2 separate regions of the Homo sapiens genome follow, and region 2 is linked to region 1. Evidence: chromatin contacts called from ENCODE Hi-C data. All regions are on one chromosome and are shown on one strand. The core of a region is the stretch at or near the end of the contact, and the rest is flanking DNA. Distances in the headings are between cores, read along the strand shown.

What was found. A loop is a pair of places that touch in the nucleus more often than their neighbours do. Pooled maps may share reads with other maps.
Region 2: a map of sigmoid colon shows a loop between it and region 1 (9-fold over the local background). The contact joins the promoter of ALDH1B1 here to the promoter of DNAJB5-DT in region 1. A Hi-C loop is called at or near these places in 3 of 168 maps with a recorded cell type or tissue (aorta, ascending aorta and sigmoid colon) and 10 of 50 pooled maps.

Annotation. Positions count from the first base shown.
Region 1 is chr9:34,985,787-34,993,348 of GRCh38, forward strand. DNAJB5-DT (DNAJB5 divergent transcript) reads right to left here and starts at 3,593. Exons shown (of 2, transcript NR_109756.1): 1 at 3,373-3,593; 2 at 1-151. DNAJB5 (DnaJ heat shock protein family (Hsp40) member B5) reads left to right here and starts at 3,959. Exons shown (of 5, transcript NM_001349723.3): 1 at 3,959-4,045; 2 at 4,713-5,026; 3 at 7,414-7,562. The coding sequence starts at 4,845. RefSeq lists enhancers at 3,380-3,589, 4,144-5,073, 5,074-6,003, 6,666-6,960, 6,934-7,562 and silencers at 3,700-4,199, 3,714-3,862.
Region 2 is chr9:38,390,573-38,395,865 of GRCh38, forward strand. ALDH1B1 (aldehyde dehydrogenase 1 family member B1) reads left to right here and starts at 2,130. Exons shown (of 2, transcript NM_000692.5): 1 at 2,130-2,235; 2 at 5,168-5,293. The coding sequence starts at 5,177. RefSeq lists a silencer at 1,897-2,216 and enhancers at 2,427-2,476, 2,517-2,606.

The sequences.
Region 1 (7,562 bases), core at 2,343-4,842:
TGTCTCAGGCTGAGGTCAAAGTTGGGACTCAGTGTGGGACCAAAGTCTGGGCCTGAGTGTCAGCATGAAGCATGTATCAGGTGAGATGCTCAGAGTCTGATCACAGGAGGGAGGCCATCTGCAGCCAAGGTGATGGGTCAACGTGGCATTCCTACACCCAGGAGAAAGCATCAGGTAATGAGTACCCAGGCACTGGAGAACTCAAGAACAAACATGGAGACTGCCCAGGGGAGAGATATGAGGGACAGGGGACAGCAGGAGATAGTCACTCATTTCTTTTTTTTCTTTTCTTTTCTTTTCTTTTTTTTTTTTTTTTGACAGGGAGTCTCGTCTCACTCTGTCACCCAGGCTGGAGTGCAGTGGCGCGATCTCGGCTCACTGCAACCTCTGCCTTCTGGGTTCAAGCGATTCTTTTGCCTCAGCCTCCTGAGTAGCTGAGATTACAGGCATGTGCCACAACACCTGGCTAATTTTTTTTGTATTTTAGTAGAGATGGCAGGTAGTCACTAATTCGTAAGGCCCTCCCAACTTTAAGGATGGTGATGGGTAGGCCAAGTAGCCCCCTGTTCCTCAGTATTCTAGTATCCCAGTATTCTAGTTCTGGTTTCCTGTTAAAGCCCCCGCTCCTGCTCCCACACACACACTAGTACTACCACATACAACTCATAGGTACAACTGGGGGAGAGAAGTGGCCCAAGGGCCAGTTCTGTCACTGCAGGGAGGTGGCAGCTGTGAGGGTAGTCTTCCTTCCCCCCAGGATTCTCTGTTTCTACTGGCAACAGGGCCTGGCAGCCTCCCACACCCAGATCTTAGCAACCATGGGAACCCCTGGCAACCATTACCATGGTGACAAGACAGGGAACTGAAAACAGGCTGGGGGCACTTCCTCTGCAGCCTTCGGGATGTGAGCAGGATAGGGGCTCCCTTCCCTATACAGTCTGGGAGGGAACATGTGCCTCTGTCTAAAACACCTCCTCACTGGCACCCACCCCCACCCCTGCCCACGGGTTCCGGTTCCCTCAGGGTGAGGAAATGAGGGACACCTAGGGTTATGACGTCTCCAAGGGGAGGGAGGGTGAGTGGGGGCGTTTGGGACTGGCATGATCGCAGATGCGTGCATACGCTGGCAGACATGGTGTCAATGTGTCAGTGCCTATATACCTTATCCACTCTTTGTCATGTAGACACATGCCCGCACAGTCATTTACTCACACATGTACACTGACCCAAAATCATATACCTACAACATATAACAGAATCAGGCACACCACCACACAAAAATAACTGCACAGATCCACTCACAAATCACATTACCAGTACCACACTACAAATAACTCCCAGACTCACAGATTTATAGATGCACTCGCACTCCCAGCATCTGTGAACATGTAGAGTAATGGTTAACTTGGTTGAGTTAACCAAGTTAACCATTGGTTGGGTATAAACTACATGCCCAGCTCAGAACTAAGTGCACTACCTGTGTTACCTTAATTAACCCTCTCAACAACCCCCTGAGGCACCAATCCCCATTTACAAAGGAGATGAGGCATGAGTGTGGCGTGTAAGCTCACAAGGTGCATAGACTCCAGACCACACTGTCACAGTCCATGCCACACTGAGCACTACACACACGTGACACCCAGGACAATGGGACTGAGGGCGGGAACCGAGGACTAGGCAAACAGTGGAGTCTGTGCCACCAACACCTGAAGGCACAGTTCTGCACCCTCAAAGGTCCGAGCCTACACTTTAGCATTAGCAGGGGCCAGGTAAAGGCTGGTGACTAAACTCTCTGCCTCCGTGTTGGCACAGGCAAGGCTGGGGGAGGCAAAAGAGACAGAACTGGAATAGGAAGAAGTAGAGCCACCCACAGCCTGGGCCCCACAGGTGTGGAGGTGGAAGAGTGAGAGCCCCCAGATCTGAGGAGCCAGCAGCGGTGCAGGGCCCCTCACCCCACCTTACCCATCTCTGTGTCACACAGAGATGTCCATCCCTCCTCCCTCCCCTCCCCCTTCCTCACTCCTCCTCACCCCATCTCTGTGCCTCATCCTTTCATTACTCACCCCTTCTTTCCTCATCCCTCACCCTGCCTTCCTGCCCCTCCCCAGCCCTTCTTTCCTTATCCCCCACCCTGCCTTCCCTCCCCTCCCCAGCCCTCCTTTCCTCTGCCCTCCTTACTCCCACCCTATGGCTCATCTGCCCCATGCCCCTCCCCTCCTCATCCCCCTCACCCCATCTCACCATCCTCTCACCACCCCCTCTCCCTACCTCCCCCCCTCAACCCCATTTCCTCAAATTCCTCATGCTCATTTCCCCACATTCATCACCCATCTCTGCTCCCCTCCTGGCCCCCAACCCCACTTCCTTTCCATCCTCCTTTCACCCCAAGTCTCTTTCTTCCTTCACACCTCATGCCCCTTTACCCTTGGGAGCCCCATAGTGACTCCTGGCATGAAGGTAGGTAGTGAAGAATCTACAGACATGACTCCAGGACCCTGGCACCCCCCCCCCGCCTTGCTCTGCTCTTGGCCCAGGTACTCAAGCTGCAGTTTCTAGCAAGACCTCATGGGTGTCCAAACTCTGTCTCTGGAAAATAGGAAAGAAAGAAGTAAAGGGGAGCTTCCGGCCTGACCCTTCTATCATCATCAACCCCCCAGCACTCCCCTCCCCCACTTCACCCCCAAATTACTCCCTCCCCACCCCCGCTCCCTCGAGCACAGATGGGCCTGGGAGACAGTGACGTGGGCGCCAGGCACCGTGTCTGCTGGAGTGGCGGCTTCCGCTGGCGACCGCCTCCGCAGCCCCGCCTGCTCCCTGCATCGGGGACACTGGGGCTGAGATCTAATGACTTAATGGGGGGTGGGGGAGACTAGAGATTCTGAGGGTGTTAAGGAAGGGGATCTTGGGGAGTGAGATGAAAGATGAAAGGGGAGAGCTAGGATAGGAGATCGGGGTGTAAAGAAAGAACCAAGAATAAGACAAAAGGGATCACTGCGGGAAGGAAGACAGGAGATCATCTAGGGCCAAGAAGGAAAGGGCTAAAACACAGGCACTCCAGGGGGAAGCAGGATGAGAGACTGATTAGAAGAGGGACTGAAATGGAGACCGCGGGGTCGCTGAAGAGGGGCGCGAGGATGAGGGGCTGTACAGAGGGTGGGCGGGGGAGATTCCTGGAGGCACCGGCCTGGGCAGAGCCATCCGTTTCCCTCGGGGGAGAGGTCCGGGGGGCTCTGAAACCCGGCATCCGTGGGGTCTGTTAGAGATTCCGTTAGGTCACATCAGGCCACCGCGGGGTCAGGATAAGGTAAAGCTAAATGAGGTCAGCTTGAGGTGGTTACACCGTTGGCTGAAAGGCGAGTAAGAAGTGCTGACCTTTTGGCCCCGGTCCAGGGACTACACCTCCCAGAGTGCACTGTTCTCTCCCTCTTGCCCCCCAATGAAGAAAGGAAAGAATGCACGGCCGCACGGCCAACTGGTGGGTACAGTTTTCCTTTAAGGCTGCCTTTGACGTCGCAAGGGTTCCAGAAGGTTCTCCTGGGATTCGAGCAGTGGCCAGTACGTCCCACCTTCTCAACCCGGAGATTGGACTAATATAGTTTGCCCCCGGGCTCGGGTCTGAGTCTCAGGCACGAACCAATAAAATCAAAGGGCGAGCGAGGTTGCCGCCCTCTGTCTTTTTCACCAATGGCACGACAAGATGGCAAAGAGGCGTGGTTGAGTGATCCCAGAGGGCGCCAATCAGATCCACACCAATCACTGCCTGGAATGTGTGCGCGTGTGGCCGGGTGACAGGGGCGGAGGATGGGCGGCTATCACCAAGCCGCTTGTTGAAAACTGCCCAATCACAGTGGAGGCTGAGCTGAGTGACAGGAAGACGGTTCAATGGGCGGCGCGGAGGCGGAGCCGTGGGGGCGGGCTCCCGGTCCCGCTATCGGCGGCCGGCGGGCAGGCGACTCCTGTCCCGGGTGGAGGCGGCGGAGCCGGAGCCGGGGGAGGGGGCAGCGGCTGTCTCACGGACCACGGCGGCGCCCGCAGCTCCTCACCGGTGAGGGCGCCAAGCCAGGACTCGGGGGTCCCGGGAGCGGGGCGTCGTGAAGCCAGGGCTCCTGGTGTTGGGGGGTTGGGACACTGAGGGCCCGTAGGCTCTGCTGCCTTGGGGATGCGGGGCCCCGGGGTCTGCAGGGTGCTCGGAGTCCTAGACCAGGGCTTGGCTGTCACAGGGGGCAGCCAGCGTCTGAGTCGGGGAGGGGAGGGGAGGGGAGGGTCGAGTCGGACCGGACCAGATTGGGTTCTGTGGGGCGGAGGCATCTGTGAGCAGACCAGCCAGCCAGCGCGGGTGACATCACCGACCACCCTCCCCCGCCCGAGCCCCCTCCCCTCCTCTCCTCGCCGCGCCTTTTGTCCCGGCCGAGCTCCGCTCTGCCCCGCCCATCTGCGAGGGAGGAGACTCCCGTCAGTGACTTCATTGAGTAGGTTCTTGGGGATTGGGGTCGGGTCCTCCCCAGTGAGAGGCGACAGGAGCTCACTGCCTCTCGGGCCCTCACAATCACACCTGTCACAGGTATACACGCTGCCACTCACAAACACACGCTTGCACTCCCAGCCTCACTGACACGCTGCCATACAGCCGCTCACAGCCAGCCAGACACTGCTGCACCTGAGAGCAGGTGGCCGCGGGTCTTCTCCCTTCACTCTCCACATTTGGGGATCAGGTCCGGCACCTGCTGCGCCAGACAGGCCTTGCTGGGCACGCGCCTCTGAGAGTCCAAGGAGGTGGCTTCCAGAGCTGCAGCACTTCAGGCCGGCTCCGGTGGAGCGATCAGAGGTGAGGGGCTTGGCTGGGCATGTTTAAGCGCACAGTGCTCTCCTGCCCACCCCCAGCAGCACCCCCACTGCAGGCCCGAGGAGCTTTCCGGAGCTTCCCACACTCCTGGGGAGAAGACTTCTTAGCCAGCTTGATGTTTAAAATTCAGCTGGAGCCCTTAAAACTTCGAGCGTGGACGCTGAATGGGTTTGTAAAGTTTCGGTAAGTCCCTCCGGAGAAGGGCACTCACACCCATACCCAGTCAAACCCTCCACGCGGCCATCCCCTCCATTGCCTTCCTGCTTCCTCCAACTCATCCTCATCCCCTCTGTGACATACAGGAACCCCCCTCCGGCCTCACCCACATATTTGAATGAATTGCACCCCTTATCATTCCTTTTCTCAAACCCTTCAGGTATCCATTTTCCACAGACATTTCCTCCATTATTTCAACTCTCCACATTCCTCCCTTTCAACCCATCATTAACCCATTTTCCACCTCAGCCATTTCCATCTGTCACTCATCCCCCTCCATCAGTACCTCATTTTCTGTATCAGCCATCTCCCCTCCCTGTACCTCAACAGTCCCCCTCGCCATTTTCTCCCCATTTTTCCTTCCTGCCTCTACCTTAACATCCTCCTCATTCTTCTCCATCAAAGGCAGTGCCATGCCATGGGGCTCCTTTGTCATTCCAACACGTGGCCTGTGGGTAGGGGGGAAGGGAAGGAGGGAGGAAAGCAGAAAGAGAAAAAGGAGGCAGATCCTGAAAGAGCTTGCCCTGTGTCTGCGGAGGCAAGAGATGTATGGGCCTAGAGCAGCTAGCAGGTGGGTACCAGGGAGGAAGCTGGCCGGGTGTGGAGGTAATGCAGGGACACCAAAAGGAGGTGGGTGGTTGGTGAGCCGTTCCACTGGCCCTCTGCCTGGAAGCTGCTCTCGTTCTCTAGGGGCACCCTCTTGGTGTGCTAGGGTTCTTTCCCAGTCCCAGGGGAAAGAAGGTGTGGGTTGAGGCAGAAATGGCAGACCACCCCCCCCCGCTCCCTCTCAGACGGCTTTTGCTGCCATTTCCGAAAACGGTTGCCCCCCCCCCCAACGAGGTGCTCTTTCTTCTCTGCCTCTCCCAACCCCACCCCCCACCCCATCTCCCCCACAGACGTGACATGCTGGTGGGGGGCAATGGGGGAGTACCCGCCTTTGTGGAGCCTTTTCTTCGTCAGAGAAAGGTGACTCCCAGAACCATGAGTCAACCCAGCCACCTGCAGCAGGGCCTGTGGGGGCAGCAGTGAGGGCCATTGTCCCTGCCCACCTAGGGCCTTGGGCGCCTCCCCCTTACCCGGTTACAGGCCTCACTCCTGGAAGGACACCCTGTACACCTCCCTGCTGTGAAGCAGTCAGAGGCAGAAAGGCAGGTCTCAGCTGTGGCTGCCAGCCTAGGACATTGCTAGAAAGACTCTGGTTCTCCTGGCTTTGGCAGGGGTTGGCCAAGTCTCAGAAGGGCTGAGAATGGCTTCTGGCCATCCCCCAGAGAGCTCTAGCTACAGGAAAGTCCCCCTTCCCCTGATATCCACCACAGACACACCGATAGAGGGAGACTGGAATGGAAGAATTCGGGTTGTACGTTTCTCTTATAACAAATGCTCCTGCACCCACCTTAAAAGGGACTCAGAGGAATATGGGTCTGATGATGGGCCGGATCCTAAACCACAGGGTGGACTGGGGGCGTAGGGTGAGGCTAGGAGAGGTATTAAGGAAATGGTGGTTGGTTAGTGCCCAATTGTCTCCTAACAGCTGGGGTTGAAAAAGTCCTGTCCCCAGGATGCTTTTGTTCACTCACACTGGTGCTTAGGCGGCACAGCCCTCACAGTTTTGTGTGTAGACGCTGGCAAATGAGTAAAGGGAACTGTTGCCCTGGTTGGGGGAAGGATAGTGTCGCCCCCCCTGCTAATGAGGGAGTTGGAAACAGCAGTTTCCAAAGGCTGTGAGTCACCCTGTGATCTGAGTCACACGTGAGGCTTAGCATCGTCAGAGGGGTGGGGGCGGGGAGGCCTGGGGTCTCCGATGGCAGACAGGACTCCAGACACCCATTCCCTGACTCAGTCTGGCTGGCCAGGACAGCTGGCGGAAGACCCAGGCCTGTTCCCGGTCCTGGGCCACTGCCCCAGCTGCCCTCAGCCTGGGCACCATGCCTGAGGCGTGGCGTAGGAGACCACGATGCTCAGGTGACCTCACCCGTTACACTGACCTTCGCCAGCTCCTGTGTGTGGGTCGCTCAGTCCATGGTGCCACCTCGCTCAGCAGGGCCTCTCAGGGGTCCTCAGTCTGGCCCAAGGACCAGGGCCTCAGCCTAGCCCCAAGAGTGGGCCACAACCTTCAGCTTCCTGCTGGGAAAACCCAGGAGGTGAGGACGGAATCACAGAATTCTAGAATGTCAGAGCCAGAAGAGATCATCTAGTCCAAACCTTTCATTTTACAGATGGGGGGACGCAGGCCCACAGAACAGGCATGACCTGCTGAAGGTTACCCAGGGAGTCATTTAGGGATTGCAAGATCATCAGGAACAGGGCTGGGGCAGAAGAGAAGGCATCAAGTCTTGGCCCTGGGTTTCTTTCAGAAACAAGGAGACCAGTGCTGGTCCAGTGGCTGTGATGGGAAAAGATTATTACAAGATTCTTGGGATCCCATCGGGGGCCAACGAGGATGAGATCAAGAAAGCCTACCGGAAGATGGCCTTGAAGTACCACCCAGACAAGAATAAAGAAC
Region 2 (5,293 bases), core at 880-3,379, 3.4 Mb after region 1:
TTCTTATCTGAACTAGGATTTTGCCACATGGTTATCTGTCCTTCCCTGTACTCCTCCAGTGATGGGAGGCCCACTGCCTTTCAAGGGAGCCCCTCCCAGCCTTAGCCAGTTCTGCTTTTTCTGGGAGTTATTCCTCTGTATTCTTCACTGGTCTGGCTCTGCCTTCTAGGACCCCACAGATCCTATCTGGTTTTGCCCTTCAGAGATTTGGACGGCACAGCCTTGTCTTTCAAGTTCTAAAGGGTGAACATCCCAGTTCCTTCAGCTGCTCCTCAAGGGGCACAGCCTCCAACCTTGCCGCATGGGGGTCACTTCCTGTCTGCAGCTGGCCTCTCAGACCTGCCACAGTTTCCAATGCACTCTAACACGAGGACTGATACTCATTTTGCCATAAACTCACTCCCTCTATCAATGAGGCCTCTTAAGGATTGGTCAGTTAATCATTAAGTCAATCAGTCCTGGAGTGCTATGCCAAGTGCCCAAGGGGAGCTAGGCTGTCCACGTGCTGTGGGGGAGGCAGGAGGGCCTTGGCAAGGGGCTCATGCCGTTGCTGGAGAAACCCGAGGAAAGCATGGGCATCAAGGTGATAAGATGCCAATCATAGTGCCTTCATGGATGGCTAACTTTTGCAGCAAGGGCTGTGAACATGCTAAGGATGATATGGTAGCAAAAGATTCCATAGAGATGTAGCTTAAGGAAAGAACTAAGTGAATTAGGTCCAAGCAGTCGCATGTGAGCACCCTAGATCAGTGGAGAGGCAGGGATTTAATACAAGGAACTGGGTGCTTACAGACCTGCTGCAAGTGCCGGAGGCAGAAGCAAGCCTTAGCCAGACCAGGACCAACTCTCAGGACAATATGGACGTGGCCCACCAGCCTCGTGCCTGTCTGAGGCTACTTCAGACACCCTCCTGCAGCCTCCATTCAAAGAGCAGGAAGCCAGGTCAAGGAGCGGCTACAGCCACAGCGGCCGGTCCACAGCCAGAAAGCTGGAGAAGGGACAAGGAATGCTGCCGCAGAACATCTCCCATTTCTGCTATCCTGCTAGTGCCACCCTACAGGGGCAGGACAATACCCTCCAATGCGTGCCCGCCTTCCACATCCGGCAGAGTACTACTAATTGGCAGCACCTAGTCCACATCCAGAACTCTAACTGCAAATGAGGCTGGGAAACATGGCGGTTAGCTTTGGGACCTCCCTAGCCAGAAGGAAGGTGCAGCGAGGGTGGAGCGAGTGAGATGCATGTTCAGTGGTCCATCTTGGCAACCTTTATAGCAACAAAATGGAGACAATTAAATGTCCAACAGTTTACCCCTACAACAGAATTCTATGCCACCTTGGAGAGGATGATGTCATCTGTAATTAGTGATAGGAGAAAACTTCAAAATACAGCGCTAAGTTTTTAAATTTTTTTTAAAGCAGCACAACAGAGGTTACTATATGATTTTATTTTTATTAAAATAATTTTGAAAGATGCAGAGGAAACAATACTAGCAGGACGAACACCGTAATAATGGCTACCGTAGGTGAAGAGATTACAGGTGATATTTTTCTTCTTTTTTCATCCTTTCCTGTGTTTTCCAAGCTTTCTACACTGTGCATACATTCTTTTTGTCCTTAGGACAAAAATGTACTTTGAAAAATGCCCAAATATAAAATCTTCTTGAAGGAACTGAAGAAAGGAGCAGTGAAAGTGGAGGACAGAAATTAGTGAATCCTGGACAAAAAAAGTGAGGGAGAGGCGAGGCAGAGAAGGGGTTAAGGGGAGTCTCAAGGATGGCAGTCGATTAAGCAGCGTCTTGCAGCGGGGAGAAATGCAAAGTGTAGTTGGGGTTCGGTCTCCGAAAACTTTGCTGTGTGACCTGGGGAAGCCCCTGCCCCTCTCTGGGTATCTCTGTTTCCGCTCCCAAACCAGTGCCTTAGGAGCCTAGATCTGAGCAACGTGGACACTGGGCTTGCGGAGACCCGAGGGAGGGAGCGCTGAAGCGGTGCGGGCTGCCGGGGGTAGAGGGGCGGGGACCGGGAAAGACCGGGCGGGGCGAGGGAGGAGCGGCCTTGGCCGGCGACAGGACGTAGGCAGCGCCCCAGGCGCAGGCGGAGCCTCATTGGCCGCTGAGCCCCGGGCTGCGCGGAGGCGGGACCTGCGGCCAGCCCTGGGCGGCCATGTGGACAGAGCTGGGAGGGCCGGAACCAGAACCCAAGCGTGATCCTGAACCGGAGCCCGAGCCTGCTGCAGGTAACTAACGCTGGTCTCCCCTCGGCTCCCTCGGGAAGCCGCAGCTCCTGGCTCCGCGTGGGGGCTTTCCTCTCTGGGCCGCGGCGTCCGCATCTGGGGGCTGGCCTTTCCGCCGTTGCACTGTAGGACTCTCTCCACGTCCCCTAATCCCATCCCCCGCCTCTGGGTGACGCTACAGGAGCCCCGAGGACACAGACGCCCCCAGACCTTACCACGTTAGCTCGACCTCAACACTCCTGCCCACTCGGCCCACTTCAACAGAGGGCCCCTGACCATAGCCCAGAGGCTTGGACAAGCCCAAAGGTTGCGCCCTTTCCCCCGCAGAAGGGGTGAGGTGGGCGCCGCTGCAGTTCCCGCGGATAGAGAAGGTCCGGTCCTTCCCGCTGTGGGTGAACTGTAAAAAATTGCCTGTATTCAGGAGGATATGCAAAGCTAGGTTTGTGGAAGTCTGGGGTGAGGCTCCTATACTTTCTTGCTGTGTGTCCTCGGTGAGTCCCTGAACCTCTCTGATGCCCAGCCTTCTTCCAGAATGGGGGTCATCATCAACCCTGACCACCCAGGGACTGCAGAGAGGCTTGGCAAATTTCCCGTGAGAAGACAGCCTGCAAACTGTAAAGCATGATGCTCTGTGAGCTGTGATCTTCCTATCAGCAAGTGGAGGCCCCAGCAAGAACCCCATATAGGCCCCAAGAGTAGGAACGGCCTTGGTGTGGCTGCAAAGGTTTGCCAGCCTTGGCCTATGACCACCTCTCCTGACTGCTTCACCCCTCCAATCCTTACCCCATGGGTTGGTGACTCCCCTTTCCCCTACCTCCTTTTGGTCTCCTCACCCTCAGAGCCAGGCCTGTTGGTGGCAAGGGGGCTGTGTCCCAGCATATGGCAAAGTCCTGAGCTAAATGGAACCCTGGGCACCCCTGGCAGATCTGCTGACTCAGCTTCCCCCTGTGGGATATGATGAGGTTTCTCTTCAAATAATCTGATCAATCTTTTATTCTTTAATTCTTAGTATCCCCCCCTTTTTTTTTTTCATTTTTCTCCTTTTTGCCTTTGTTAGATGCCCAGGCATGCCACAGTACCAAGCGTTATCAGTACCAGCTCACATTCCTTTGCTTATTTGGAAAGAAGACTAACTTTCTAGCTCATTACAGACACCCTTTCCCCTTTCTCTCCACTTTCTTTTACGTGCCCACTCTATCTAAAATAAATCAAATGTTTAGCCAACCGGGATTAGTTTAGATTGTACGACCTGACCCCAGCCAATGGGGAAAGGGTACAGGGGCAGGACTTGCATCAGGAATAAAGGCTCTCGTGCCCCTTTGTTCAGGTGTGCTCTCATGGCAACTGGCCAAGGAGGCATCCCTCTGCGCAGAAGTAAAATTGCTTTGCTAAGAATCCTGTGTTCGAGTGTTCAATTTCCTTAGGATTTTGAGCATTATTCCTAACACCCGCAAGGGGAAGGGAAACTTTCTTGGTCAGCATTGATTATTATTATTTTTTTTAGATACAGTCTTGTTCTGTTACCCAGGCTGGAGTGCAGTGGCACAATCATGGCTCACTGCAGCCTCAACCTCCTGGGCTCAGGTGATTGCCCCCACCTCAGCCTCCCAAGCAGCTAGAACTACAGGCATGCACCACTATGCTCGGCAAATTTATTTTTGTTTTTTTGTAGAGACACGGTTCTTGCTATGTGCTCAGGCTGGTCTCAAACTCCTGGCCTCAAGCAGTCCTTCCACTTCGGCCTACCAAAGCGTTACCAGCGTAAGCCACCACGCCCATCACATTGATTTTTATGGGGCCGGGGACCTACATGGAGCCTTGCTTTCCTGATTGAGTTTTTTGTTCCTCTCCCTGCCCAGGGGTGGAGGGTGAGAGGCTGGGGGTGAAGGGACAGGCAGGTGCAATTCCATTTTACCGCTGGGCGGAGCAAGACTCATGAGACATCAAAGGCAGAGAGATTCAAATTCTGACTGAAGAATAACTGCTTCAACTAATCTGGGAACACTACACTCTGTTTAATTTTCATTTAATATGTATTATATGCCGTTTAAGTTTTATAACAGTAGTTGTTTTAACGAAGTCTACACTCTTCAGAGTTGTAGCTTTTCTTCTCAGCTGCCTCCTGACTTGCTGCACCTCTGGGAAAGCTGAAAAGGGATGCTGAGACCTGTGGTTGGGGGATGCTGGGCTAGGTCAATTTCTGAGGCACGGCCAGTTCTGATGTCCTGAGTGGAGCTTGCCAGGGTTTTTATATGCAAGACATCATTCAACATAACCCCATGAGGCATTTCACATATGGGGGAACTGAGGCACAGAGGTGAAATGAAGCAAGTCCCTCTCAGAGAACAACCATCTCCAAGTCCCTTTGATTTCTACTCAAGTCTTAGGTCAATTCTTAGACAGCCTTTGTGGCAATTTCAGTGTTTTCTCAGTGTATCATTCAGTACTGTGTGTTGAGCCGCTGCTCTGTAGCAGGCATACCTCTAGGCTCGGGGACGTAGCAGTGAATGGAACAGAAAAATAAGTTCCTGTGCTCATGGAGCTTGCATTTTACTGGGGGGAGACAGACAAACATATAAGCCTGTAAAGATAGTATTTGGGATGTGAGATAGAGAAGGAGTAAAGCAGGGTAGCGGGGATAGAGAGTGTTGGGGTGGGAAGGGTTGCAATTTTTTAAAGGGTGGTCAGGGAAGGCCTTGCTGAGACAGTGGCTTTTGAGACCCAGCAGAGGTGAGGGAGTGAGCTGAGGATAGGCGGGACGTGATGGAGTTGGCCCAGAGAGTTCATCAGGGCCCTCACAGCTCTTACAGTCTGTGTTTTTAGAGGTGACAGTCCTTTATGCTGGAATCTTGAAATGTTTGAGCTGGTGGGCCCTTGGGTACCGCCACCTGCCTTCTCCCACCTGTTCACCCTGGTTTCTTTTGTCCCTCTCCAGAGTGTCAGCATGCTGCGCTTCCTGGCACCCCGGCTGCTTAGCCTCCAGGGCAGGACCGCCCGCTACTCCTCGGCAGCAGCCCTCCCAAGCCCCATTCTGAACCCAGACATCCCCTACAACCAGCTG